Regions from separate parts of the Homo sapiens genome. Here region 2 is linked to region 1. Evidence: chromatin contacts called from ENCODE Hi-C or POLR2A ChIA-PET data. All regions are on one chromosome and are shown on one strand. The core of a region is the stretch at or near the end of the contact, and the rest is flanking DNA. Distances in the headings are between cores, read along the strand shown. Region 1 overlaps CERT1 (ceramide transporter 1). Region 2 holds the start of HMGCR (3-hydroxy-3-methylglutaryl-CoA reductase).

The links. A loop is a pair of places that touch in the nucleus more often than their neighbours do. ChIA-PET counts read pairs that join two places held with the same protein, here RNA polymerase II (POLR2A). Pooled maps may share reads with other maps.
Region 2: a pooled map shows a loop between it and region 1 (2.6-fold over the local background). The contact joins the promoter of HMGCR here to the enhancer-like site in region 1. A Hi-C loop is called at or near these places in 3 of 50 pooled maps. POLR2A ChIA-PET finds 5 or more read pairs at or near these places in 6 of 52 experiments (A673, Caco-2, HEK293T and 3 more).

Annotation. Positions count from the first base shown.
Region 1 is chr5:75,458,939-75,462,669 of GRCh38, reverse strand. CERT1 (ceramide transporter 1) reads left to right here. Exons shown (of 17, transcript NM_001379029.1): 3 at 3,489-3,605. Among named protein-coding and RNA genes, the nearest start is that of CERT1, 51 kb to the left of the region's middle. Within about 2 kb of position 1,534, at least 2 of the 41 ENCODE cell types and tissues checked have a DNase peak (open chromatin) inside an H3K27ac peak, as active enhancers do.
Region 2 is chr5:75,334,855-75,338,715 of GRCh38, reverse strand. HMGCR (3-hydroxy-3-methylglutaryl-CoA reductase) reads right to left here and starts at 1,496. Exons shown (of 20, transcript NM_000859.3): 1 at 1,416-1,496. RefSeq lists enhancers at 466-1,024, 1,025-1,585 and a silencer at 1,265-1,384.

The DNA of each region.
Region 1 (3,731 bases), core at 285-2,784:
TTTTTTGTTTTTTTAACTCTGTCAGCCCTCTTTTCATCACTTGTCACCTTAATTCTTCTTTAAACTTTTTAGTCTTTTTTTCCTTTAGATCGGGGGTCCTCAAACCCTGGGCCACAGACCAGTACCAGTCCATGGCCTGTTAGGAACCAGGCCGCACACCAGGAGGTGAGTGTCAGGCAAGCCGACATTACCTCCTGAGCTCTGCCTCCTGTCAGATCAGCAGCAGCATTAGATTCTCATAGGAGTGCAAACCCTATCGTGAACTATTTATGCGAGGGATCTAGGTTGCACGCTCCTTATGAGAATCTAATGCCTGATGATCAAGGTGGAACAGTTTCATCCCAGAACCATTCCCCGCAACCTGTCTTTGGAAAAACTGTCTTCCATGAAACCGATCCCTGGTCCCAAAAAGTTTGTGGACTGCTGCCTTAGATCATATCTTATATTTATCACCTCTCAATGTTTTCCATCTAATTTTGGCCTCTATCCTACATTTGTTTCTTTCTAATAATTACTTCTCAGCACCAAAACAAGGAAAATGAGACCAGTGAGGAACTTACCTCAATCACAAAATTTAAGGAAGCAAGAAAAAACTCAATAATCAAGATAAATATTTTATTGCAATATTTTTTAAAAGGACTAAATTACTGTATAATGAGCAAAATATCAAAATTTTTAATAAAGACAGGATTGATTGTTACTGAATGAAACAATCTGTTAGAAGTTTGGGGCACATATGTGTGTGTAATATAGTGATGTGAGCTTTATTGCATAATACATCCTCTTAACCAAATCTGTCATTTCCTTTGCCCTGTAGACTCATCTTCTCTCGTTTTTTTTTTTTTTTTCACTTTGTTGAGATGTAAAACTTTTGTGTTATTCACAGACTTTCTATACCACTTACAATTCATGCTTTTCTCTTCTGTGCCACCTATGCTCCAGATCATAGATGGTAGAAATGGCTCCCTTGTCTGCATAAGAAGGTGTTTGCCAGAGAAAATGGTGAATTATGAGCTATATGTTCTTTTATTTTTCTAAAACTTTAATAAGTATATTTAACACATTACAAAATGTAAAACATTTTAAGAAATACTGGCTGGAAATATAATGGGAATTATCATGGAGTAAAAGTTTAAAACTCCTGGGCTACTTACAGCAATAGACTGATCATCTGCTTTACTTTATTTGGTTCTTTAGATTAGCATTTCCCAATCTTTTTGGCACCAGGGACCAGTTTCATGAAAGACAATTTTTCCATGTAGTGGGTGACGGGGGATGGCTTTGGGATGAAACTCTTCCACCTCAGATCATCAACCATTAGATTCTCATAAGGAGCGAACAACCTAGATCCTTTGTATACACAGTTCGTTGTAGGGTTTGTGCTCCTATGAGGATCTAATGCCGCTGCTGATCTGACAGGAGGCAGAGCTCAGGTGGTAATGCTTGCTTGCCTGCTGCTTACTGCCTGCTGTGCGGCCCAGTTACTAACAGCCCATGGACTGGCACGGGTTTGTGACCTAGAGTCTGGGGACTCCTGCTTTACATAGCATATGTTTCATTTCCTCCAAGAAGCTATTCTCAGTAATTAGACTTGATTCTTAACATGCCTGGATATTTATAATTCAGTTAAATTTATGATCATTATTTATGAATGTTGGACGTTATCGCTTATGTCTTTCTGTATTTATAATTACTGAAGCAGGATATGCATTGTTTTTCCCTTTTGCTTCTTTCTAGCACACTCTACTTCTCATTTGTAGGTTTATTATTGTCCAGCACATACTGATTCAGGAAATTTAACTTGAATCCTTTAATCAGTCAGAACCATGATTTCTTATCTTAAGTTGTTTCATAGCCTAAAGAAAATGGTAGAGTTAGTTTATATTGTGTTTGCTAAATAAACTGATGAGATAAAAGGTGGATGTTGTTAAGGGAGGGAGAGAATAAACAATAAACCCTGGGAGGAGTACAGGATGTAAATTGTGTTAAGCAAATAAGTTCACTGTCGTGTTGCCCAGAGCGGATTCTTTTCCCTCCAAGGTTAAGAATCTTTTTAGGAGAGGATATTGATTGACTCTCTCTACTGTATCTGGTGGAAAAAGAGGTGGTAAATGTGATGTATTCCTGTCATATTTTAATTCATTTATTGAGATTAAAAACAAGGATGTAAAACATTCATTTTTTATATTCTTGAGTCAAGAGCACTGAATCAAAAAGTTGACATTTTCACTAAATGTTTACACCTTAATGCGGAGTTTTCTCTAGATAGCTCATGTAGATCTTATGTAATATTCATTTTATTTTTTTCCTTTAGCTGGAAGTGCTCCTGGTTGTTACTATCAAAGACATGTAAAAGCCTAGAAGTTAATTTTAGATACTTAAAGGGAAATGTTAACATTTTTATCTTGCTTTGTTAAATTTCATAAGATTTGATAAATGAGATATCAAGAATATTTAATGAAATAAAATTATTAATGGGCATTTACTTTTGAATAATGGAGTAAGAAAAAAGTAGTAAATGTCTACTCTAAAACTTATTTTGGCCTTAAAAAATATATATGCTTTTAGCTCGGCACAATAGCTTGTGCCTGTAACCCCAGCAACATGAGAGGCCAAGGTGGGAGGATTGTTTAAGGCCAGGAGTTCGAGACCAGCCTGGGCAACATAGCAAGGCTCCATCTTTTTTTTTTTTTTTTTTTTTTTTTTTGAGACGGAGGACTCACTCTGTCACCCAGGCTGGAGAGCAGTGGCGCAATCTCGGCTCACTGAAACCTCGGCCTCCCGGGTTTAAGCAATTCTCTGCCTCAGCCTCCCAAGTAGCTGGGATTACAGGTGCCCACCACCACGCCCAGCTGATTTTTGTATTTTTAGTAGAGACAGGATTTCACCATCTTGGCCAGGCTGGTCTTGAACTCCTGACCTCGTGACCCACCTGCCTTGGCCTTCCAAAGTGCTGGGATTACATGCATGAGCCACCGTGCCCAGCCAGCAAGCCTACATTTTTAAAAAATTTTAAAAATTAGCAGGGCATGGTGGTATGTGCCAGTAGTCCCAGTTGGGAGGCATGAGGATCACCTGAACCCAGGAGTTCAAGGCTGGAGTGAGGCTGTGTTCATGCCATTGCACTCCAACCTGGGCAATAGAGCAAGACCCTCACCTCAAAAATAAATAAAAATAAAAGTTATCCTTTTGGTGGTGTTCTCACTAGTTAACTCAAAGCATTTGATGAAAAATATCAGCTCTGTTTTAGAAATAGATGTTTGTAGCATATGTGACAACTCATTTGTAAGAGTAGTGAGTGAAATTTGGCTTTTGGTAACTGTGCCTTTGTACATTCTTATCTTCAGACAAGTTATTTGAGCAGAAAAATAAAAAGTAACAAGTCTCCCACCAGCACAGAATGAGTATGTTCATGTTTTGGCTTTGGGGTGTAACACTTCTAAGGATATAATTAGCTTTGCTTTTCATTTTCTACTTTTTCTCCACAGCCTCACGATTTTGATGAATGTCGATTTGATATTAGTGTAAATGATAGTGTTTGGTATCTTCGTGCTCAGGATCCAGATCATAGACAGCAATGGATAGATGCCATTGAACAGCACAAGGTAAGATCCCTAATGTTTACCTGTCCATGGAGGACTAGGTAAGAGATTGTTGACAATACCTTAAAAAAAAAGTTGACATGTGACATTAGTTACTGAAACATTGAACATTATTTGGATGATAAAGAT
Region 2 (3,861 bases), core at 247-2,746, 120 kb after region 1:
TTAAATACTGGCAATTTCACATGGGTCAACCTAAGTAGACCATGTAATTCCATAATGTGGCTATCTATAGTCTAGAAACTAGACCATAAAGGAATACAAAGAGTGTGTGCATGCACGCATACTCACACTCTTATCTTGAAATGGTTATCCCACATACCCGACAATTTTCATGTTAATGCTGTAACCTATGTGCAATTTTGTTTAACCTTCATGTTACTAATTCCCATTTGTTTTGGCCACCAAGTTTATCATAAGTTCTGGAAGAACACTACAACAAAGCAGGCCTGCAAAATCCAGCCTATCCCCAAAGTACTGTCCAGGTCTTTGCTAGATTATCTCTAAATTGCAAAATGCCTTTCACTGCATGGAGAGGAAAATAAATTCATAAGTAAACAAAAAGTACATTCTCTACCTTGTGGGACGCCGAAATCATGCACATTTAGTATAGCCCAGAAACAAATGCTTCCTACGACTCTGCAGGACCATGTCTAAGAAGGAATATCCTCAAATCCTGAAATATTTCAAACGACTACTTAAGAATGGAGTACATCGACCTCCTCCTACTGCAGAAATTAACTGTTCTATATTTGTATCTCCAAGGTACATTTTTCCTAAAAGAATATCAGCACCAAGGAGACTACACCCCTTACCAAAAAAAAAAAAAAAAAAAGAGGGAGAAGAATCTTTTGAGTCATTGTGCGAATCCCCACGTTGGGCTCCGCATCCTCTCAAGCCGTTCTCCTGTAAATAACCAGACACATCTACACCAATCCACGGTTCTTTCATGGTTCTAAGTTAGTCAGCAGTATTTACAGAGATCTTTCCCGTCACCTAAAAGAAAGGTGCTAACGAACAGCAGTTCCTGGGCGTGAATGCCCGGATCCCGGGATGCAGGCGCTTCTCCCGTCTGCCCTGCGAGCTGCCGGCCCGACAGCCCCATAGACCCCTAGCATTTCTCGAATCCAGGGGCCTCCGAGGTCACCCTGCCTGACACCCTTTCCGCCCCGATTTTCGTGACCGTGCAGCCAGCACTGCCTACTCTGACTGAACAGGGACGATGAACGCAGCTACGCCCCGCGGGTCCACCGATGATGACCGCAGTCACGAAGAGGCCAGACCGCCGCCCGCCTCTCAAGCCCACCCCGGGACCCCGGGTTACTCCGGCACTGATGCCGGCCGCCGCTCGGCCTGCCGGGCCTCAAGGACATTCCTTGCAGTCCCCGCGGGTCCGAGCTGCCACACCGACAAAGCGCAACCGCAGCCCCCTCCAGGTCCGCAGGAGCTGCCGGTAGCCACTTCCCAGGGCCGAGGGAAGCTCCAGAATTGCCACCAACACAGCCCAAACCCCGCTCCCACCCATCTCCGCCCCGCTCCCCGCCGCCCCTGCCCCTCTTCTCGGTCACCGCCCGCCTCACCTCCAGATCTCACTAGAGGCCACCGAACCCCGGCGCCGACGCTCAGCCTGGCTCCAGTTAACGCAGTCGCGGAGCGGAAGGAGCCCTCACCTTACGCACGCTCGGAGCTGGACGAGCCTTCGACCAATAAGAGAGGATCGTTCGATTGTCTAGCCAATCGCCTGGGGGCTGCTCGGCCTGACGGCGCTACGTCACGAACGGTCGCCTTAACAACCGCCCACAGCTCTCTGCAGGGCCAAGAACAGGCACCGCACCATCTCTCACCACGGCTCGGCCAACCAATAGCCGTTCGAGTCCCAGCACTAGGGCCTGCCTATTGGTCCTAGAGCTGTGGGGGCGCACGCATGGCAGCTGCCTAGGCGGAGGCGATAGGGGACCAGGCGGGTGGAGTGTCCCACAGCCTCAGTGCCTGACCCGTGCTCGTCCTGGCTGTGATAGTACAGTAGGAGGCAGTGATAGGAAGCAGAATCGGAGCGTGAGGGAAAACGCAGGGTCAGGTCGATGACTGAAAGCTCAGTTACTAGCGCGGGAGAGATGGAGGGAAGCGGAGGCGGCCATGAGAAAAAGAGGAATATAAAAAAAGGGAAGGTGGCGGCGACGGGCACCTCAAACCTGTAACTGGCCGGTAGCCGAAACCAGCGCTTTCCCGAGATTTACCCATTAGTGTAAATGGCTCCGGTCACCTGCGTCTCTCTCTCTTGTGTGCGACATCCATTGCATACTGGATTCTCTCTGAAATGTGCCTCTCCTGCGTCTTCTGTGCGTTCCTTCTGCTCTCCGCCTGGTGCAGGGCTTTATTATGTCTTACTTAAAACAGTGCAATAGCCTCTCCTAACTGGTCTTCCCAGTCTTACACGCATGCACTTCCCAATCTGTCCTGCAGAACTCCCACATGCAGTATGTGGCATACTACTTCCTATTATGCCATAGACCCAAATCAGCGTTTCTCATTGTCTACTGGATTAAAGAAAGAACCTGTCACCACTAATATGGCCCCACCACACATTTCTGACGTATCTCTACTTTCCTGTGCGAACCTTACAGTTCAGCCAGGAGTAACTGGCCCTTCTTCAGTCACACTCAGTACCTTTTTACCTCCCTGCTTATGTTCTCTTTGTTTACCTTGGATATGCCTACCCATTTTAACTGCTGAGATCCTAAATATCCCTTAAGGACTTTTTCATATGCCACCTCCTTTCCTAATTCCCTCAAACACATCATCACTCCCGACCTTGAAAACCCATAAAATTTCCGTAGTATTTTTTTATTTGTCTTACTATCGTATGTGGAAATTTATTAAGGACAGGAATTGTATTTCACTCAATTTTTAAAGCCCATATTTTGAAACACATTACGAAGAAAACACTAAACACTCCTTAGTTTTAATAAATGATTATAGATTCTTATAATCCTTATATAATAGGTATTATTCCCATTTTACAAAAAAGTAAAAATTAAAGTTTGTCAAGCAACTTGCTGTAGATCACATAGATAATGAGCAAAACTGGAATTTGAACCCAGATCTAATGCTTAGGCTGGTTCTACTGTTCCCCACTGCTTCAGTGTAAGACCTTCATTCATATCTCTTTACCAAATGTTGCCTTTGAAATGCTCATTATGTGAAGTACACACTGTGGTTGGCATGGGAGATATAGTGACAAACATGACAGACATAGTGCCTGCCTTTATGAACCTTGCACAGTAAAGAAAACGGGTGAACTACCCAAAGATTGCAGTGTTCTCTTAGCAGCCTTGTCAAAAAAAAAAAAAAAAAAGAGAGAAAAGTGTGTAAGTACCGAGAGCCTAGAACCTGTCATATTTTTAATGCCGCTAGAAGTCTCAAGGACCAAATATCTCAGAAGTTACAGGTTGTACACATGCCTACTAATGTAATTCAAATAAGGACTAAAGTTGTTACCAAAACAGGCTTTAGCCCAAGATTTAGAAATTTTCATTCGCAAACTGCCTAATTGGGAACTCCAATAGGAATATGAGTTCCAAAGCAAGCAATAAAGAAACACCAGTTGTCTAGTTTTATGCTCTTAAAATAAATTCTATATCCTTCCCAAAAGGTATTTCAAAAGAATCTTTATAGCACTTAACTAATAATTTGTACTTAGTGATAAATCACAAAATTTGGTATGGACACAAGGTAGAAAGGGAGGGTGGGGGAAGCGCCAAGGAAGTCCATGTGCCGCTTCCTCATATGCATTTAACCCTTCAAGGAAAGAGTTTATAAAAGTATAATTTTTTTATTTTTAGAGACAGAGCCCAGGCGGGCGTGCAGTAATGGGTCCGGAATTGGAGGGTTCTTGGTCTCACTGACTTCAAGAATGAAGCCGTGGACTCTCGCGGTGAGTGTTAACAGCTCTTAAGGTGGCGCGTCTGGAGTCTGTCCCTTGTGATGTTCAGATGTGTTCGGAGTTTCTTTCTTCTGGTGGGTTCG